Linked DNA regions of Homo sapiens: region 2 is linked to region 1. Evidence: read pairs that join two places in POLR2A ChIA-PET (ENCODE). Cell type or tissue: PC-9. All regions are shown on one strand. Links, peaks and the distances in the headings refer to the core of each region. The heading gives the core; the rest is flanking DNA.

Region 1 (10,560 bases), core at 2,299-6,298:
TAGGTCAACCTTGCCTCTCCTCTCCTTTTTATTGCTTGAGTTGTTTCCCAAATTAATCTGCAATAAAGAGATTTCCACTTTGTTCGTAGGCAAAGTTTGAAAGCCAGTTAATAAATAGTGATGAAATCCTTGTGCTTGACCCAAATTTAAATAGAAAAAAAAATCTTTGTTTCACTTGGGCAAATCCCTTTCACAATGACCCAACACCTGCCCATCTGTCGTCTTCTGTGTTCCCTAATTTGCCTTCACAGAACCAAGCCATCTGCCACCTTTCAGCCTCCACCACCTTGCACCTGCACCTTCCAGATGGCCACCTTCTCTTCAAAAGCATCTGATCCCTCCTTTAATCTCCCCTGACGTCCAGAGTCAGTGTGTGTTAATCACAGAGTTATGCGGCAGCTTCATCCTGGAAGGAAAGATGATAACTACTCATTCTCTGAGTGTCACTCACAGCCTCCTCTTAAATAGAATTGGTGTGGGATCACAGAAAATCTCTTGATGAATTTCAGAGAAATCTCCTAGAGGGCCTCCCCCAAGGTATAACCCTCATCACTTTCAGGTTGACCAGATGCAAACACTGCATTTTTTTCTAACCCACATCCACTTTCCACAAAGCCCTCTCTGGCCAAATCCACACCATCCTTGACTCGCCCTCCAGCCTCCCTTAACAAGTGGGTATAATGCTTTAGAGAGGGCTGAACATATGTGCTCGTGTTTCTGCTCTTTTTATAACCCAGAAGTTGGGTTATAAAGTTGGATGTCAGAGGATAGTTCTGCATCCTCCAGACATTTTTATAGCTCTGATCCCCATCTCATGACAATCCTGGAGTACTTCAAGGCCCTTTGCTTTCCGGTGCTTGCTCCACTTTCCTGATCCCACTGAATTCTGCATCTCTTGCCTCTTGACTCTGAGCATGACTGATGGTGCATTAGCTCATATGTGGAACACAGTCTCCTCTCTTTGACCATCTCTAGACTCTTGCATGGCAGGCACTCAGGGCAGTACACTTTTCACTGAAGGTGTATTAGGTGGTGTGGGGCCTGGCTACATCGCAGGTCCGGCCATTAAGCAGCCTAAAAGTGACTATCTGACCCCTTAAAAAACAGGCTTTGAACTTAGGTTCGGTCCTCTACCTCTCTCCGTGGCATCTCTCCATGTGGCATCTCAAAAATCTGCTCATTTGAATTTGCAGAGCAATTTCACTTTCTTTGCTGCGGTCTGGCTGAAATGAACCAAGCCTAATTGGACCAAGACCAAACTATGTGAGCTCTGCCACACTGTCCACCAGCAGGGTGCTGGACGCAGCTTCTCTTTGATGAGCACCTGTATCTGTGGTCAGATTCAGGGTATGTGTATGCCTGTGAATTTGATTGTGCTGGGTCTGGGTGTATTTGTGTTTGCATCTGTATCTCTAGATTTCTGTGTCCTGAGAGAGTGTCCAGCTGTAATAATAATCATAGTAGCAAAAACGGGAGCCCACACTGGGCTAGGTACTGTCCAAGTACCTAACATGTAATCGTTACGACGTTCCTGTGTTATTATCATTCCTGTCTTACAGACAAGAGACCTGAGGTATAAAAAAGTTAAACAACCTCACCATCTCCTCAAGTGACTGGGGATCTCTGGGTGTGGGGTCCCCTTAAACATCTTTCTCTGTGTATTTTACATAGTTATGTGCTCTTATGTGTGTCCACATTCGTGTATGTATGTGTGCGTGTTCACAGACCCAGAAACCCCATAGTCTCATCCTGGACCCTTGCTTACCTTAGAGTTCATCTCTCTTGTCCTGGTCCTGGGAAGGTTTGTGTCTAAAGTGATAGGTCTTGGTGTGCGGACCGTGGACAGTGATGAGAGAAGATGATGTCTGTGCCTGCATTCCTGACATGATTGTATTCCCCCAGCTTGCCTGCTTTTTCAGTAGGACCAACATCCCATGTCTTCTGTGAGCTTCTCTGTAGAACCTAGTGGGAGAGGCCCTCTGGGTGACCAGGGCTTGGCACCTTTCTTTGGTGATGCACAGGTGTTGTCAGGCTCCACTTGTTAGGGCAGATCAAGACCAGGTAGGTTCCAGCTGCCATGTGAAGAGACGCATGCAGATTAGACATGAGGCAGGACTTCCTAGCAGTGAAGGTTAATGGATAAAGGACTATTAAAGGGCAATGGTGGCAGACAGCTTTCGCCTTGTTCTGAGCACAGGTGAAAACCCACCTCTCTAATGGTTTGAATGTTTACCTACTTCTACCAAATATTGAGGAGCTATTATTGCCTCACGCTGTGCTGAACATTTTACAAATGCCATCTCTAACCCTTAAAACAACTGAATAAGCACAGATTGTTGCAATTGTCCTCTTGTTATTGATGAGGAAATGAGGCTCAGAGAGTGATTTTTCCGAGGTCACACAGCTAGTGACAGATCCAGGGAACAAATTCAAGTCTTTCTGGCTCCAAAGCCCAAGCTCCTTCTACTGCATAAAATTATCTGCAGGCTATTTGCTGAATTCCTTGGGATATTTCTGTTTCCTTCGGTAAGTTGCCACCTCATGCTGGAGGGGCTGCTGTGTTTCTGTAATCCCAGGGTTTGCTGGCTTGGAGGGAGGCAGTCAGCAGTCTCCTTCTGAGCCATGCTAGCCATTAAAAGAGCACAAGGCTTTCCTCCAGCTGCTACTTTGTCCATCCTCACAAACTCTCAACACACTGATCCAAGGCTGATTCTACCCACTGTACAGTAAGGGAAACTGAAGCACCTGCCCACTGTCACCACCGCTGGCTTCTGGTGTCTTCCCATCCAGGTCCACCGTGGGACTTCCTGGTCCTGAGCCTCCCCTGCCTCACCAGCTTTCACCGTGTGGGCTGTGGCTGATAGTTGGGGGATCAGAGCCCAAATGCTCCACAAGCAGAAACTCATAACTTCCCTGCTGGGGCTCGGGGGACCCAGTTCTCCACCCTCCCTTTCCTAAGAATTGTTCTCAGGGGAAAGCTCTGAATCCTCACAGTGGCTTCCCAGGCCCTGCCTGATCTGAATCCTGCCTCTTGCTTTACTCACCTCTCCTGGACCACACCAACCACGCTGTCTGTCAATGTCCCAAAGCTCTCAGCTTCTTCTGTTTCTTCTACTTGAAATACTCCTCCCTGGTGAACTTTCTACCCTCTCAATCTCCTCTTACATGGACTTTATTTATTTATTTATTTTGAGATGAATTTTCACTCTTGTTGCCCAGGCTGGAGTCTAATGCTGCGATTTTGGCTCACTGCAACTTCCATTTCCCAGGTTCAAGCGATTCTCCTGCCTCAGCCTGCTGAGTAGCTGGGATTACAGGCATGCACCACCATGCCTGGCTAATTTTTTGTATTTTTAGTAGAAATGGGATTTCACCATGTTAGTCAGGCTGGTCTTGAACTCTTGACCTCAGGTGATCCACCCACCTCAGCCTCCCGAAGTGCTGGGATTACAGGTGTGAACCACTGTGCCCAGCCCTTCTTACGGGGACTTTCCTCAGGGAAGTCCTCCCTGGCCCTCCAGATCCTGCCAGGACCCCCGTTAGATACATTCAGAGCCCCCTGAACTATGCATTCATCATTCACAGCAAATTGCAGGCAATTATTTGTGTGATTGTTTAGTGTCCCCCTGCCCCAGACTACAGGGTGTGTGAAGACAGGGACTGGAAGGAAGGCACAGGCATGTGTCTTATCCATCACCATGACTCCAGTCCACAGTACCTGGCACGGAGTGGCTGCTCGATAAATATTTGACAGATGAATATCGACATGCTAGAAAGGAGGGAGGGAGGGAGGGAGGGGAGGGTAATCAGCCTCTGAAATCCCACGAGAATTTGGTTTGAAAGTTGCACCATGTCCTTTGAACTCCAGTGCTCACTAGCTCATTTTGCTGTAGAAATGTCAATGGCAAAGCCAGCAACCCTTTGAGGCCACTTAGGGGAGAAAACATATCACGGCAGGACAGTCAGAGGAAGCTGTTCCCAGGAATGTTGAGACTCCTACTCTGCGGGTCCCTGACTCACTTCCCAGACACGTCTGTGACGTTGGCCTCAGTCAAGGTGCTCATCACTCACAGGCGTGACTCCGTTGGACCCTGCAGTCCCAGATGACTCAGTCTCCACTCCAGCCAGACCTCCCGCTGTCTCCTGTGGCCTGCCAGCTGGGCTCCGAGGCCCTGACACTGCACGTGTGGAGGGCTGAGGTCGCCATCTCCACCACCACTGTCTCAGCCCTGCCCTCAGACCTCAGTCACTGTGGACTTTCTCTCCTTCCCCAAGAATGCTTCATTTGTCACCTCTTTCTTGAGGGAGGACAGGGAGGGACCAGGAAGTCAAATTCTACTCCTCTGATCATCCTGCCCCTCTTTCATTTCTAGGAGCCAGCCAAGGAGATGTATTTGCCCTCAGACCTCCTTGTGACCCCTTCAGGGAGGCCCCCAGGTGAGGCAGGCCTGCCCTCCATGGTAGAGTCTGAGCTTCACCATGAGTCTCACTCACCCCAGGGAATCTTGGAAACACTGAGGGAGGCTGTGAGAAAGGTTGGGATGAAGCACGGTGTCAGAGGCAGCCGCAGTGAAACTCCCGCTTGCTCATCGCTGTGGATGACCAGAAGTGGCTGTGCGTCCAGACCCGTCTACCCACTTAACCACCAGCCTGCAAAGTCAGGCCTGATGCAGCTGGAGCAGCTCAGTGTAGGCAGGGATGCAACCACAGGTCTCGGGTCAGAGAGGCTGCTCCATCCCTCACATCCCTGGGATGGTGCTTTCACCATCCTGTTTTTCTCTTATCCCAGGCATCTTTGCCTGGGAAAGTCCTTTAGAAATCCACAGCTGGCTTTTCCCAGAAGGCTGCCTGCAGGCACTCAGCAGTAAAGGGCTCTGTGTTCCAGCTAGAGTGAGCAGCCCCAGCTTTGACCTGGGTGCAATGCAGCCTGTGGGCTTCCCAGGATGCTCCCACAGGCGTCAGTGACTTGCGAACCTACTGGCCAAAGTATGGTCCCTGGAGCATCATATGGGACTACTGTACATGACTGACACCCGGAGGAAGGCTAATGTAGGCCAGCCTCCTCATTTAACAAATGGGTAAACTGAGGCCTAGGTCACACTGGCAGTGAAAGTGTGAGCTGAACCTGAAAGAAGGCCTTGTCTTTCCAAGGTGGGAGGTCTCCCTGTGAGCTTACTGAGTTAGGAGTCTCTGTCTTATCACCTCTATGTAGTCTCCAGTGCCAGCACCCAGCCTTGCTGAGAGATGAGTTTTAAGGGCCTGCCTCAGAGAGAGCTTAGAGGGGGCCCCCAAAAGAAGAAAAAGGTAAAAGGGAGGCTTTGCCATAGAAGGAAGGCTGCTTTAGGCTCTTCTCAGACAAAGTAAGCTATTCCTCTGAAACCCCAAGCAGGAGCTAATCAAGGACATTCCTTAACTTGAACTATTGTTTGTTTGTTTTTGGGACAGTGGTTCACTCTGTCACCCAGGCTGGAGTGCAGTGGCACTATCATGGCTCACTGTAGCCTTGACCTCCCAGGCTCAAACGATCCTCCCACCTCCTCCTGAGCAACGGGGACTACAGGCACGTGCCACCATGCCTGGCTAAATTTTTTATTATTTTTTGTAGAGATGGGGCCTCACTATGTAGCCCAGGCTGGTCTCAAACTCCTGGGCTCAAAGATCCTTCCACCTCGTCCTCCCAAAGTGCGGGGATTATAGGTGTGAGCCACTGCACCTGGCTTTAACCTGAACTCTTAACAGACTAGACAAGCAACTCACACCGAGAGCTATCCATACTTAAGCAAGAGAGTAAAATGGGACAGAGCACATATATATACAAATACGATGAGCCAGGCGTGGCGGCTCACGTCTGTAATCCCAGCACTTTGGGAGGCCAAGGTGGACAGATCACCTGAGGCCAGGAGTTTGAGACTAGCCTGACCAATATGGTGAAACACTGTCTGTACTAAAAATACAAAAATTAGCTGGGTGTGGTGGTGTACGCCTGTAATCCCAGCTACTCGGGAGGCTGAGGCAGGAGAATCTCTTGAACCTGGGAGATGGAGGTTGCAGTGAGCCGAGATCGCACCATTGCACTCCAGACTGGGCAACAAGAGTGAAACTCTGTCTCAAAAAAAAAAAATAATGATGTACAGCTTAAATTTTCTTTCCTTGTCTTTAAAATACACACACACACACACACACACACACAGAGGTTTCTTTATATTTGGGAAATTTTTTTATACTCTCTGGTGGGTAAAACAAATTAATGATGTTATATTTCATTATTGCAAATAACTTTGGAAGAGAGGATTGATCCTTGATCGCTGGTGTGGTGTTTTCAGAAAATCTTTCCATTTTCTTAACTGAAAGCTGTGTCTCTCCCCAGAGGGCAGGGAATGGGCAAGGCCCCAGGAAGGAAGCACCTGCCCTCACACCGAAAGGAATGTCTCAGCACTGCCCGGTGTGCATTTGCTTCCTTGCCGTCCCTCCTGCCATTACTACACTTCTTACTATGGCAGAGGGCCTACTGTCCCTGAGTGCTCAGTGCCAGGCCCAGGATCTTCAAGAGACAGCGTGAGAAGGCATGCAGCATAGAAGGGTGGATTGCCGGGTAGAACCGTGAGGCCCTCAGAGGGGATGTGGGAAGCCTGGGAGTAGCAATGGGCATTGAGTTACGTAGGGAAGATGGAAATAAGAAATATAGGCAAGAAGAGAAAGAAATTAGCATTTTTTGAGCACCTACTAAGTGCCAGGCAACATACAACAAGAGGAATCAATTACATGGGGCCCGGTAATTTACCAGGCACTTTCCTACAATCTCTCTCCCTCTCTCTGTCCCATTTTCCATAACGCTTTTCACCTCTGAGTGTCAGATTATATATGCATCTACTGATTTACTTGTTAACTGTCTGCTCCAATGGAATGTAAATTCACAATGATATTTCTGTAGGTCTAATGTACTGCTGAGCCTAGCACATAGCAGTTTAGAGTTTAGTCAACAGTCATTCAGTGAATAGATAAATAAAATCATCATGATAACTTTTTTGAGAGGGATCTTCTTCCACTTCTTCCCTCCATGTCATCTGCCTTATCCATGAACATTATTTCATCTGGTCTTTACCACACTATTGTAAAGGTAAGTTCTCTTTTTTAGAGTGAGGAGGTTTGGGCTCCGAGAGGGCAAGTGTCTTGCTCAAGGTCACTCAGCAAGTAACTGTCAGAGATCAGATTTGAACCCAGGACTCTCTGCCATCTTTCCCCACAAAGAGAGAGAGCAGTTCAAGGACATGCTGAGAAGCAAGGGCAGATGATACCCACTGTTACAGCTGCCCCTAGACAGATCCCAATGCTCTGCAGTGGTGAGGAAGAGTGTGCCAGCAGGACCTGAGGATCTGGGGCAGTCCCTGAGCCCTTGAGCTCCAGCCTTCTCATCTGTAAGATGAAGGCTTCAACTAGATGAAGGCTGAAATCCCTTGCAACTCTGAGATGCTAAAACATGATCTTCTTTGTGATCATGGACCTGAGCCAGAGGACTTGTGCACTGAATTCCATCTTTCCCCTACGTCTGTATATAGTGCCCAAAGTCCAGCTAGTTCATATGGACCTTTGTCACACAGGGGCATAGTGGAACTGGGGTGGGCTAAACCAGAGGCAGAGAGGCCTGACCACAGTGGGGACAAAGATGAACATTGAGGCAAGGGCAAAGGGGGATTGTATGGGGAAGGAAGACGCAACAGAGAGGGGAGCAGGGGCCAGGCCAGAAGCATTCTGGGTGGCCTCCCTCAAGCCATCCCCATGTCCCTGCAGGTAGCTCTTGCCTCCTCTTCCCTTTCCTGTCATTCTCTCTTTATCACTCTACTGCACTGGACAGAAGACAGAACTGAGTGTATTCCCTTGCTTTTTTCCCCATGCTGGATAGTCCTTGCTCTCCATTTCAGAAGTGAACTGGCTCTACATTTTTCTTTCAAGCCCATTTTTCTTCCATATGGCTTATGTTTCTGCCAATGAACCTGACTGACGCCTTTTCCCTTGGATCAGTATCCTTAGCAGGGTCTCTGGTGTCTAGGGCCCTGTCAGCAGCTCCCTGCATAGTGTGAAGATGCTGTCCCCATGAGAGTGCTTAGCATGAGGCAGCTTCCTTGGGGAACACACCTCTCGCCCACACCTGATGGGTGCACCCTTGAATAGTGCCCTTCACTGCCCACCCTTGCCCTCTGCTCCACCTTTGCTTTGCATGGCAGACTAGGGATTAGGTGACTTGCATTGTGGACTGGGGATCCCTGGGAGCTGAGCCAATGCCATCTGTTGTGGCTGTAATCTGACACCCACATCAGGGGGGGCCTGATGCTGCTCTGAGCCTGGTTGGTGGACATCCCTCTTCCATCAGGCAACACAAAACACCCTCCGTAGGGGCAAACCCCAGCCAGGCAGATGGGACAGAGCCAGATGTGACACCCCACATCACAGTTGACATACTGCTAGCTCCATCCTTGCCCCAGAGTGAGTGGCCTTCTGGAGATGACCAGATGTTTGGGCTCCCAGGGATAATCCCAATTCAAATGGCAGTCCTGAGCCTTCCAAGAACTGGACCCTGAAGGTCAGGACAGTTCAGGGCTGCAGAGGCTTGCCAGGGAGACGTCCACTGTCTGGGGAGAGGAAACAGCTTCCTGGGTGCAGGCTGAGAGGAGAGGGGCCCAGACACACCTGGGAAGGGGCTTCACACAGAGGCAGAGGTAGTGGCAGTGAGGCCCAGGAGACAGTAGTCCTGAGAGCAGAGGTGTCCACAGGCAGAAGTGAGATTAATTAGTACAGGGAAAGTGGCCAGGGCTAGAAAGGATGGCTTTTCTGGGAGAGAAAGGGCCTTGAATGTAGGATCAAGGGACATAGGCTTTTTCTTGCAGGAAGTGGGACACAACCTCATGATTTCCACCCCACCCTCCAGCTTTTCTATTCATCTTCTTAAGAACCCAGGTGTATTAGGCCATTCTTATGTTGCTATAAATAAACATCTCAGGCTAGGTAATTTATACAGAAAGAGGTTTACTTGGCCTATGGTTCTGCAGGCTTTACAGGAAGCATGGTGCTGGCATCTGCTCAGTTTCTAGGGGGACCTCAGGAAGCTTCCAGTAATGGCAGAAGGGGAAAGGGGAGCAGGTGTCTCACATGGAGAGAGCAGGAGCAAGAGAAGGAGAGGGGGAGAGTGCCACACACTTTTAAACAACCTGATCTTGCTAGAAATCATTCTCTATTGTGAGGACAACACCAGGGGGATGGTGCTAGCCCATTGATGAGAAATCCACCCACATGATCCAATCATCTCCCACCAGGTCCCTCCTCCAACACTGGGTATTACATTACAACATGAGATTTGGTGGGGACAAATATCCAAACTGTATCACTAGCTATAGAAAGAACTTACTTGACAACAAAAGAAGTATAGCAAAGGCTTTGTGCCCTTGGGATTCACTGGTCTTACCACATGCCCCATCACCCAGAAGCAGCAGGCCAGATAGGATAGTGGAAGGGCCTGCTGAAAACCCAGTCACAGCTCCAGTTGGGAGAAAACACCCAGCATAGGCTTTGACTCAACAACGAGTATATGATGCTGCTTTCCCCATAGCCAAGATACTGAAGTCTGGGAATCAAGGGCAGAAGTATGAGTGACTCCTCTCACTATTACAGCCAATAATCCATCAGCAATGTTGCTTCCCATCCCAACTTAGAGCCCTGCTGGTTTGGAGGTCTTAGTCCCCAAAGGGAGGGCACTCTACCAGGAGACACAAACACTGATTCCATTAGAATGGAAGATGGGACTGCCATGTGGCCATTTGGGGATCCTTGTGCTACTGAGCCAGCAGGCAGAAAAAGGGGTTACTTTACAGGCTAGGATGACTGATCCTGATTACCAAGGGGAAACTGGGTTATTGCTACACATGGTAGCACTATGGTAAGGGGCACTATGCCTGGAACTCAGAGGATGTCCTAGGGTGCTTCTTGGTATATCTATGTCCATGTCCTATGACTACTGCCCAGAGATGGATACCAGAAAGGTAGGATGTTTTGTATCCTGATTTTGATGGAGGTTGAGTGCATCTTTGTTTTTCTGAAGGATAATTGCATCTTATTATATGGAAGCATAAGACGGTAAAAGTTAATGAAAAATTTCAACAACCAAAAACACATCAGGGCCACTGAGGACTCAGACCACCTAGGCACAAAGGTTTGGGTCAGCCCATCAGGTCAAGAACCCCAGCCATCTGAGACTGTAGCAGCTATGCTTGTGTGTGTGTGCGTGTGTGTATTCCTCCATTCTTCCTCCCATTTTTATTTTATGTGAGGATTGCCATTGGTAGTTACCTGTAAAATTTGGTCTTAGGTTATGAAGTAATTGGGTAGGACTATGACAGAATTAGAGAAATAATTAACATCACCCAGAGGTAGGTTCTATGACTACTACCCAGAGATGGTTACAATAACGGGGGGATGTTTTGTATCCTGATTTTGATAGAGGTTGAGAGCATCTTTGTTCTTATGAAGAACAGAGAGTTGGATCTTATTATATGGAAGCATACAGTTGTA
Region 2 (10,560 bases), core at 3,231-7,230, 110 kb after region 1:
CTGAGACCACTCAGCAGAGACTACCTCAAAAGGCGCTGCTCAATGCCAGGAAATGCAGCGAGAGAAAATCCCCTTCCGGTGCCACCTCTGTGGCCAGCACACAGGTCCCCTGCTCAGCGGGTGTGTGTAGACGTGCCCTCAGGAAGCTCAGCCCAAGGCCCTCTGGAAGTGGCCACAGCTGGACCACACGGAACTCATCCACTGCTTCTTTGGAGCTCCAGGAAAGCGCCAGAAGAGGGGCACTGAGGCAGAGGGAAAGCTAAGCAGCCTGTGGCTCAGGGGACTACCTTGCAACTGCTTGAATGTAAAGCAGGCAGAGAAATCCTCCTGGGAACCTGAGGCCAGGTGTATGAGTGGGATTTAAGAGAGGCCAGCGCCCCTTCCGGGGTGGCCCCAGCCCAGGAGGAGGGCGTGAGAGGCACACCTGGGAAGTGTCAGAGCCTGACAGGCGTGAGCTGGAGGCCTGGCAGGAGAGTGCTCTCACCACCTGACCATCCTGGAAAGCTGTCAAAGTCCCAGTGCCCATGCCACACCCCACAACAATCCAATCAAACTCTTTGGAGGTAGGACCCAGGCGTCTCTGATTTTTAAAATTTCCAGGTAATTAAAATATTCAGCCATGCTTGAGAACCAGTGCTTTAAAGAGATATCTGATGCATCCCAGGCTCATCAAACAAAACAAGTAGGGCTCTTCCTGAGTGATTCATCAAGCTACCTTCTCTCTAGAGGCCCTCTTCACTACTCTAGTCTCTCCAAATCCCTGCCATTCCTCCACATCCATCTCCATTGCCACCTCCTGATGGGAGCCCTCCATGGCTGCCCCAGCTGCAGTGAGTGCCTTTCTTCAAGGGCCCCTGTCACTGAGGACCTGCATAGCCATACATAGCCATCAGCTGACAGGTGTTTGCCCGTCCATTTGAGCAATCCATTCCTGTGGGGGCAGGTACTATGTTGTCCATCATGCTTTCTCACAACCTGCTGACCTACCACCTACCACAATTCACTGCCCACATTATATGCTCAATTAGTGTTTTCTGGCTGACTTACATCCTAGTGCATTTCAACATTTCAAGCAATCTTGGTAAGAGAGTTGAAAGAATGTCTGATTCAAATTAGTGGTTTTGTTGGTGATCAGTGATTGTGGTGATAGAGATGTATATGATAGGAATGGTATAGGAAGAATGGCCAAGAAATGCCTCTCAGGCTGTCTCCCAAGATGGTATGTATAACCCATATAGCCCAATCCTCAGGTGGTCCAGTCCCTGCACTGAACATCTTCAAAGATGTGGTAGTTCCACAGGGCAGTAGGCAATGACAGGTATTTTCTAATTAAAAGCACTTCAAATATTTACTACAGTCTCTTGAGGAAACTTAAATGTGGCAAACCAAACACATGCATTTATATCTACTGAGGAGCCTTGAGGGGTGAGGAGAAACAAAAATGTATTCCAGCCAGTGAGACCAGCAGTGATGGGGACAGAGGGACACAAAGCCCTCCCCGGTTCTCAGAATGGCAAGAGGTCTTGTGAGTGTGGAGTGTAGGGAGGAATGGTTAAAAGAGACTGAGAAGGAGCCAGTATACAAATGGGCTTGAGTCATGAGCCAAGGGGGTAGATTCCAGGTTTTACCATCCAAAGCCTACAACTAACAAGTGGTGTGATCAGATCACTCTGGCAACATGCAGAGGGCAGGACACCGTCAGGCCACTAGAGCAGCGGTGGGGAGAAAGGGCCAGGCAGAAAAGGGCTGGGAGATGTGGCCCAGCCACTATCAGGTCCACCTGCGGTTGCCGAAGAAGATGCTTCTATGCCCCGTTCCCTGTGTGGTGTGTTCTCAGGCCTGGGGCTGGCATTGAAGGTGCTCCTACACACCTTACCCAAGACTTGCTTCCACCCAGTGCTAACTGGCCACTCCATGCCACTGCTCCAGGCTCTGAGCGGAGGTCAGATAGCCCCCCAGTTGCTGGGAGGGCCAACCTCAGCTGCCTTCACACACAGCCCAACATTTTCACCTTATGTACAAGCCAAAGGATATGTATAGTCACCACCAGATAGAAAACAAGCAAATCTTTAGGCTCAGACAATATGAAATATATATCAGCGACTTAAAAAAATGTATGCCAATTTTTACCAAAAGAATTTCAGAGTCTGGGCTGCTTGGGTTTTCCAGGAAGCTGATGTTGAGATAGGGTTAGGAATGCAAGGTTAAAGAGGGTGAGGGTAACGCCTGGGAATGAAATGGGGCAAAAGTAAGAGTGGAGTTCTCAGACCTGCAGGCCTGACTTTCTGCCAGTCATCCAGTGAACTAAAACAAAAACAGCCCATTAGAGGACTCCTGTGTTGGAAATGTGGAAACGATGGAATGGCTGGGCCCTCATACCACCATCTTGCTCAGTCATTGGACAGGGACACCCAAAGAAAATCATAAACTTGGTCCAAAAGCTGAGTAGACCCTGTAGGAGCCAACAGTGGTAGGCTGCCAGCTGAGCACAGCCTTGAAGCAGGGCAGTTTTTTTTTGTTTGTTTGTTTGTTTGAGACCAAGTCTCGCTCTGTCTCCCAAGCTGGAGTGCAGTGGCACGATCTCGGCTCACCGCAACCTCTGCCTCCTGGGTTCAAGCGATTCTCCTGTCTCGCCCTCCCAAGTAGCTGGGACTACAGGCGCGTGCCACCACACCCTGCTGATTTTTTTTTTTATTTTTTAGTAGAGATGGGGTTTCACCATGTTAGCCAGGATGGTCTCGATCTCCTGACCTTGTGATGTGCCTGCCTCGGCCTCCCAAAGTGCTGGGATTACAGGCGTGAGCCACTGCACCCGGCACAGCTGGGCAGTCTTTTACTGGGGCAATGTGTCTTCTGTTGGACGCATCTTGGAGCAGCACAGCTGAGCAACGCATCCTCGTGTCTGTCATGAAGTCCTCCCTCCTCCCAGCCTCCAGTCTCAGTGGGCCACACATAGCATGTTTGAACCCTCTGTGCCAGTCCCCATAAGGAGCCCTCCTCACTATCCCCATCACCTTCTTTCCCTGCCGCCTCAGCAGGCAGAGGGCACCTCTTTCCAGGGATCTACTCTGTCCTCTCCCTCCCTTCAATTCTTAACACTGAAGTCCTCTTCTTTTGTTTGTCTCCTCCTAACACTCTGTCCAAAACCCATCACCAGCAAAATCAAAACATAAATGACTAGCTAGGCAAAGATCTGTACCTTTTGAACCACTAAAGGCTAATCTTCCTAAGACATAAAAAGCTCAATACAAGTCACAGATATAACTAAACTGAAAAAAAGGAGCAAACGATATGAATGGACAGTTTATGGAAAGGAAGTCCAAAAGACCCTTAGGTGAAAAGACACTCAACCTGACTCATAGTAAAAGAAATTCAAGTTAAACACCATTTAATTCAAGTAAGACACCGTTTTCGGCTATCAGATTGGCAAAGATCAAAAAGTTTGATTCAGCGCAGCGTTGGCGGGGAAACAAGCAGGCTCACAGGCTACTGGTGGGAACGTGAATTGGTAAAGCCATGCAGAGGACAATTTGGCAGTGTCTCTCTAAGTTACAAATTCCCATGACCTTCAAAAGGCAGTTGAATGTAATGGTTAAGCGCACAGACTGGAGTCAGAACACCTCGGTTTGAATTCCAGCTCTACAAGTCCTTTACCTTCTCTGTACCTCAGTTTTTCTCATCTGCAAAATGGAATGATAATAGTATCTCCCTCAGGAGATTGTTGCAAGGATTAAAATACCTTAATTATTGTAAAGCACTTACAACAGTTCCCAGCTCTTAGTAAATACCCATGCAGATGTTAACCATCATTATTATTAATTGACCTTGCAATTCCACTACCAGGAATTTATCCTACAGATATGCTTGCACATGTGCTAAAGAGTACACAATGTTATTCATTGCAGCACTGATGCCATTGAGGAGAAGACTGGAAACAATTCAAATGTCCATGAACAAGCTAAGCTGGCAATGGTGCATGTGTATAATGCAATACTATGGGGATACAAAATAATAATAATAATGAAAGAGCTCTTTAGTCTGATCCAGTAGGTGCAGAATGCCGCCATAAGTTTTTAAATAAGGAGAGTAGCACAAAAACAAGTCCACATTCCCTTATCCACAATTATAAAATTCAAAAATCTCCAAAGAACACAATTAAAAAATAAATAAATAACACAAACACATTTGGTAGCAAAACCTGGCTGAACTCAACTGACTTAAGGCAGATTATGGCTTTATTTATTTTACTTGGTGCAGAAATATTTGTGTATTTTATCACAGGCTCTGCTGGGAGTGTGATAGAATATACATACTACCTTTCTACACTCCTTGAATTCCCAACTCCAAAATACAACTGCCCCCAAGCTTCCAGATAAGGGATTGTGGACCATAAGATTATCTACCTTTTTTTTTTTTTTTGCATTAAAATATCTCTTGAAGTATACACAAGAAACTAGCACCAGTTGCCTCTAAAAAAGGGCAACCAAGGCCAGGCGCAGTGGCTCATGCCTGCAATGCCTGCACTTTGGGAGGCCAAGGCGGGCTGATCACGAGGTCAAGAGATCGAGACCATCTTGGCCAACATGGTGAAACCCCGTCTCTACTAAAAATACAAAAATTAGCTGGGCATGGTGGCACACACCTGTAGTCCCAGCTACTCGGGAGGCTGAGGCAGGAGAATTGCTTGAACCTGGGAGGCGGAGCTTGCAGTGAGCCGAGATCGCGCCACTGCACTCCAGCCTGGGCGACAGAGTGAGACTCTGTCTCAAAAAAAAAAAAAAAAAAAAAAAAAAAGGGCAACCAGACTGGGAGGGGGAATTTTCACTTCACTGTATTTCAATCCAAACATTTTAAAGTAATATGGATATTTTATTCCATCTAAAGGTATTTTATTCTATATACTTTAGATGAAATAAAATATCCATATACACACATTTTTCCTGGAGCTTTTCCAATAAATCTCTTGCAAATGGAACCTCATCTTGGTCACTGATTCACTGATCTTTGGCGAACTCAAACTAACAAAACATACATATACACACATAGATTTTAAATCACTGTTTTACCTAAATAATATACACACTTTTCCTTATCTTGCTTTTATTATTCATAAATATCTAATTAAAATTAATCACTGGTTTACCTCTATTTCATTCTTTTTAATAGATGCATAACATCCCTAAATATGAATGCACCATAATTGATTCAGCCATTCACTTTAATTCCAACTTTTGGACACTATGAACAATAAATAAATAAATGAAGACTGTTTTAGATGTCCTCAGTGCTGGGCTATCCTGAAGCCTGATCCACTCTCTCGCTGGCACTGGCTGTGGCAGGCTGCCTGGGAATGCGGACCTGGGAAGCAGGGCTCGAGGGTTGGGGCAGGTGGGACAAGAGCTTCATCTCTGACTCACTGTGCTGCTCTGGGCATGGTGGCGAGGCCTCCTCCCTAGAAAAGTGGAGATAATGAGAGTGACTCAGTGGCAAGAACTCATATGGGCCAATTGGTGAGAAAGCCACAGGTCTCCTCATCAGCCTTCTGTGCACCTTTCCCCAGGAAGGGGCAAGAGCTGCCCCTCGGGCTCCTCCTCGGCCACATCTCCCTAACAGAGCCCCAAAGTGAGGCTGTCAGATTCCAGAACCTAAGGATTTAAGTGCCTATCAAGTACCCAATACAATAAATGGGGCAAGACCCATAGCAGGAGAAGTGGTGGGGAGATTCCAGAGCACCTGGCATAAAGGAAAGATTCCAAAGTCTTCCAGCAGGAAGAAAACAGGTCATGTAGAACGAAACAGGAATCAGACTGGGGGGTGGGGGTGCTGCAGGTTTGATTAGAGGAGGCAGGCAAACTCAGGAATTCAGTTTATAAAGTATTAAAACTTTTCAAATGTGGTATGGACAACTGAATATAGAAGTCTGAAATGTGAGGGGTTTTAGTGCAATTTTTCCTTCTTTTTTTTTTGTAAGACTCCCCTTCCCCATAACCTATGTATTATAATAACCTAGTGTATATCCGTTCATACTTTTCTCTATGCCTACATATACAAATGTATATGAACATATACACACACACAGACAGAGCCATATGTATACACATGATATGTGCATACATATATCCATATATGTACATAAACATATATAATACGTATTCACATATATGATATACAGATATGTATATCTATACATAAACATACACACACATAGCCATGTGTGTGAATATGCTACAGCTTTGAGAATGTACCTCCCATTGTTCACTCACAGGAGCTTTTTCCAATAGATCTCTTGCAAGTGGAATTCCATCTTAGTCACCGATCCTTGCAGAACTCAGACTAACAAAACATACATATACACACATAGGTTTTAAATCATTGTTTTACCTAAATGATGTATATACTTCTCCTTATCTTGCTTTTCTTTTTCATAAATATCTAATAAAAATTAATCACTGGTTTATCTCTGCTTCTTTCTTTTTAATGGATGCGTAACATTCCTAAATATAAATGCCCCATAATTTATTCAGCTTCGCTTTATTTTTTATTTTCTTATTTTTATTTTTTTGAGATGGAGTTTTGCTCTTGTTATGCAGGCTAGAGTGCAGTGGTGTGATCTCGGCACTCTAGCCGCAACCTCCACCTTCTGGGTTCAAGCAATTCTCCTGCCTCAGCCTCCCAAGTAGCTGGGATTACAGGCGTGCACCACCACACCCAGCTAATTTTGTACTTTTAGTAGGGATGGTGTTTCACCATGTTGGCCAGGGTGGTCTTGAACTCCTGACCTCAAGTGATCTGCCCACCTTGGCCTCCCAAACTGTTGGGATTACAGGCATGAGCCACTGCACCTGGTCAGCATTCACTTTAATTACAATTTTTGGACACTATGAACAATACTGTAATACACATTATCCTGTACAGATATTTGAGGACAGATGAAAAGGACTGAACTGGTGGTCAAATATACTTATAGATATATAATTTGTACAGGTTATAATATATAAAATTATTAATTTTATGTAATAATTATAATTAATTTTTTTTGAGACGGAGTTTCACTCTTTTGCCCAGGCTGGAGTAAAGTGGTGTGATCTCAGCTCACTGCAACCTCCACCCCCCAGGTTCAAGCAATTGCCCTGCCTCAGCCTCCCGAGTAGCTGGGATTACAGGTGCCTGCCACCATACCTGGCTAATTTTTTGTATTTTTTTTTTTTTTTTTTTTTTGAGACGGAGTCTCGCTCTGTCTCCCAGGCTGGAGTGCAGTGGCGCGATCTCAGCTCACTGCAAGCTCTGCCTCCCAGGTTCACGCCATTCTCCTGCCTCAGCCTCCAGAGTAGCTGGGACTACAGGCGCCCACCACGACGCCCGGCTAACTTTTTGTATTTTTTGTACAGACGGGGTTTCACCATGTTAGCCAGGATGGTCTCGATCTCCTGACCTCATGATCCCCCAACCTCAGCCTCCCAAAGTGCTGGGATTACAGGTGTGAGCCACTGTGCCTGGCCAAATTTTTTGTATTTTCAGTAGAGATGGGGTTTCGCCATGTTGGCCAGCCTGGTCTGGAGCCCCTAACCTTAGGTGATCCACCCACCTTGGCCTCCCAAAGTGCTAGGATGACAAGCGTGACCCACTGCACCCGGCCACATAATTGACTTTTTTAAAGGCTAGAGAAAGTCACATTTCAAGTAACGCTGTACGTGAATACCCCTTTCTCTGCAGGTCCACCAGCATTCCCAGTCTTTTTATTTTTTTCAAGCTGACCTAACCATTTCACTAACTGCTAGTGATTTTTCATATGTTTTTGGCTCTTTGAAACTGCCATTCCATAAATTGCATTTCTATTGAATCTTTTATCTTTTTCTTGGCAATTTGTAAATGTTCTTTGTGCCCTTTGTCCTCTGATTTATAAGTATGGTTTCCAAATCTGTTCATCTATTCTTTGTGCTATCTTTTGCCACAAAAATTTAAGATTCTAATCTAGCCAAATATGTTTATCTTTTATTTCATAGCTTCTGGGTTTCTGGTATTTGTTAAGGCGTCCCCCCACCCCAAGTCTTCATTGTCCAAGAAGGCTGCTAGAGCTCTAGTCATCACATCTGCATTACAGGCGGCAGGATGGAGAAAGGAACAAGAAAGGCACTTCACCTCCCTTTGAAGACATCTTTGCAGATATTCACACACAATAATTCCACTTGCATGTCACTGGCCATAACTTAGTTATGTCTACATAGTAGCCATAGTTAGCTGCAATATTGTCACCACCATCTTTGAGAAATACAACCTGCTATACCCACACTTAGAACCAAGAGCACTCTTGCTTCTCAGCATTCAGTAGACAAGCTGAGACCACATGCTGCTGAGAGAGAGCTGAAGCCTGGGAACCCACCTCTTACCCTAGAACTTAAAGTATAATTAAAAAATAATAATAATAAATTAAAAAAAGAGAGGGAGAAAGGGCTTCTCTTCTGGCCCTCAGGCATCATGCTTAAGACACAAGGCCTACTAAGTCACAAACAGCCTACCGGGAGGATCGCAGCCCTGAGGCTTCTGTGAGCAAAATCCCAGAATGACTGCAGTCTCCAGAGGTGTCACCTCTACCTCAAGCTCCTCTCCCTCAAGCTCCTCTCCCTCCAGTGTTCTCCCCAGGGGATGGGCAAGAGTTTGTGGCTGGGTGGAGAATAGCTAAACCTGCTGGCATGCAGGGCTGATGGCTTCTGAACTATGGGAAATACCACTAGGCATTTCCAGGCAGATGGGGGCTTTAGGGAATTACTTATGATTCATGCCAGTCTGCAGGGTATGTCTGTGCCAAAGAGAACAACACAACATTGGAAATACTTTCTAACCAGAATCACTCACTCCCTCACTCAGTCACTCACAAGCCCACTTGTCATTCATTGAGGACCCAGAGATGGGGCTAGGCACATCTATCCAGGCTTTCTTCCTGCAGTTCTGTTCTCAGTTGAAAAACAACATCAGTGGAAGAGGTAGGCCAGTGGAGAGCAGCTGGGCCATGAAGGGAAAGACAGAAAAAGTTCATAAGCTGGCACACAAGAGCCGCAGCCATCCTATGGGGCAATGTGGACCCTGAAGACTCGCCTGCCTTCAGAGGCTGGCGCCACCACATGCCTCAGCCTCACCGAGCCTCAGCTTTCTCATGGAGGAAGTGAGAGGGTAATCCCAGACCTGCCCCAGTCTCAACATTGAGAAGTGGGGTGATGTGGGGAGTCTCTCCAGATCAGCATACTCTGCTCCAATGCTCCTGTTGTATTAAAAAAAAATCTTTGAGGCCGGGCGCGGTGGCTCACACCTGTAATCTCAGCACTTTGGGAGGCCGAGGCAGGCAGATCACCAGCTCAGGAGTTCGAGACCAGCCTGGTCAACATGGTGAAAACCCGTCTCCACTAAAAATACAAAAATTAGCTGGGTGTGGTGGCATGCGCCTGTAGTCCCAGTTACTCAAGAGGCTGAGGCAGGAGAATAACTTGAACTCGGGAGGTGGAGGTTGCAGTGAGTCAAGATCGTACTACTGCACTCCAGCCTGGGCGACAGAGCAAGACTTCATCTCAGAAAAAAAAACAAAAACAAACAAAAAAAAAATTTGAGAAAATTATACACATATTACATCTTTGTCATTAAAATATCCAGGAAACACAGATAGGCGAAAGGAAGTCAAAAACATAACTGTTAATTGTAGAGGAAAGAGCTGTTAACATCTGGACATAGGCTTTTTCAGCATTTCCAGTACCTAGATATATATTTTAATTGGCTTATACTTTATATATGGCTTGGTAATTTCCCTTTTTTTCACTCAACAATATGCCATGAGTTTCTTTCTACGTCAATAAGCAAACTTCCTCGACATATTCTAATGTTTGCATGACATTCTGTCAATGTGTTGTATGACTAATTTTTCCTTTCCCTGGGGTCTAAATATGATCTAGCACAGAACTGTTACTGATCCTGACTTTATTTAAAATTTTGATGTTTGGTTCACCATGGATTAATCTTTATTTTTAAAAAGTTGCATTAAAATATTACTTGTCTTGATTATGGGGTTTTGGGGTACCCCCTACTTCAGTTGCTTCACCCTCATTCCAGCCCTGTGTCATGTAGATACTCCATACTTTATGCCACTAAATGTTGGGATCCTTGAGTTGTTTCCAGTATTCCAGTTTCTCTGTCTCTGTATTTCCAGAATCCAGTACAATGCCTGGTGCCTGGTAAGCACTCAATAAATATTTGTTGTATGACTGAATGGACGGATGAATGAATGAATGAATGAATTGGTGAAGGAAGGAAACACTGCAATGATTATTTTTGTGCCTAAATTTTTGTACACATCCCCTGAAGGAAAAGGGAATGGGTGTCAAGAGAGGAGGAGGAAAGGCAGAGGCCTTAATGGAAGGACAGCACAGGACCAGGTGTCCACAGCACAGTCCAGGGGAGGCAGCAGTCTGAGTCATGTGTGTGTGGGCGTGAGGCAGGGCTCTAGTGGGCTGGAGTTGCCCTCTCAGTTTATGCACTATCCAAGCCCACCTGGAACCCCCTTTGGAAGTCCCCAAA

The links. Peaks named below come from ENCODE experiments on the same cell type or tissue, not always from the same donor. Only the 100,000 strongest peaks of a DNase experiment are listed, where the experiment ranks them.
Region 2: POLR2A ChIA-PET joins it to region 1 with 6 read pairs; 5 of 35 experiments call an interaction of 5 or more read pairs at or near these places.

Annotation. Positions count from the first base shown.
Region 1 is chr3:134,421,079-134,431,638 of GRCh38, reverse strand. No RefSeq gene overlaps it. Among named protein-coding and RNA genes, the nearest start is that of MIR4788, 11 kb to the left of the region's middle. RefSeq lists enhancers at 3,663-4,408, 3,533-4,732. In PC-9, for the core only: no CTCF peak of the experiment used is centred there; a DNase peak (open chromatin) is centred at 4,048; H3K27ac peaks cover 1,741 bases.
Region 2 is chr3:134,315,812-134,326,371 of GRCh38, reverse strand. LINC02004 (long intergenic non-protein coding RNA 2004) reads right to left here. Exons shown (of 2, transcript NR_146711.1): 2 at 5,201-5,452. It overlaps LOC105374118 (a long non-coding RNA gene), which reads left to right. Exons shown (of 2, transcript XR_924518.4): 2 at 1-1,351. Among named protein-coding and RNA genes, the nearest start is that of LINC02004, 7.5 kb to the right of the region's middle. In PC-9, for the core only: no CTCF peak of the experiment used is centred there; a DNase peak (open chromatin) is centred at 5,451; H3K4me3 peaks cover 569 bases; H3K27ac peaks cover 2,971 bases.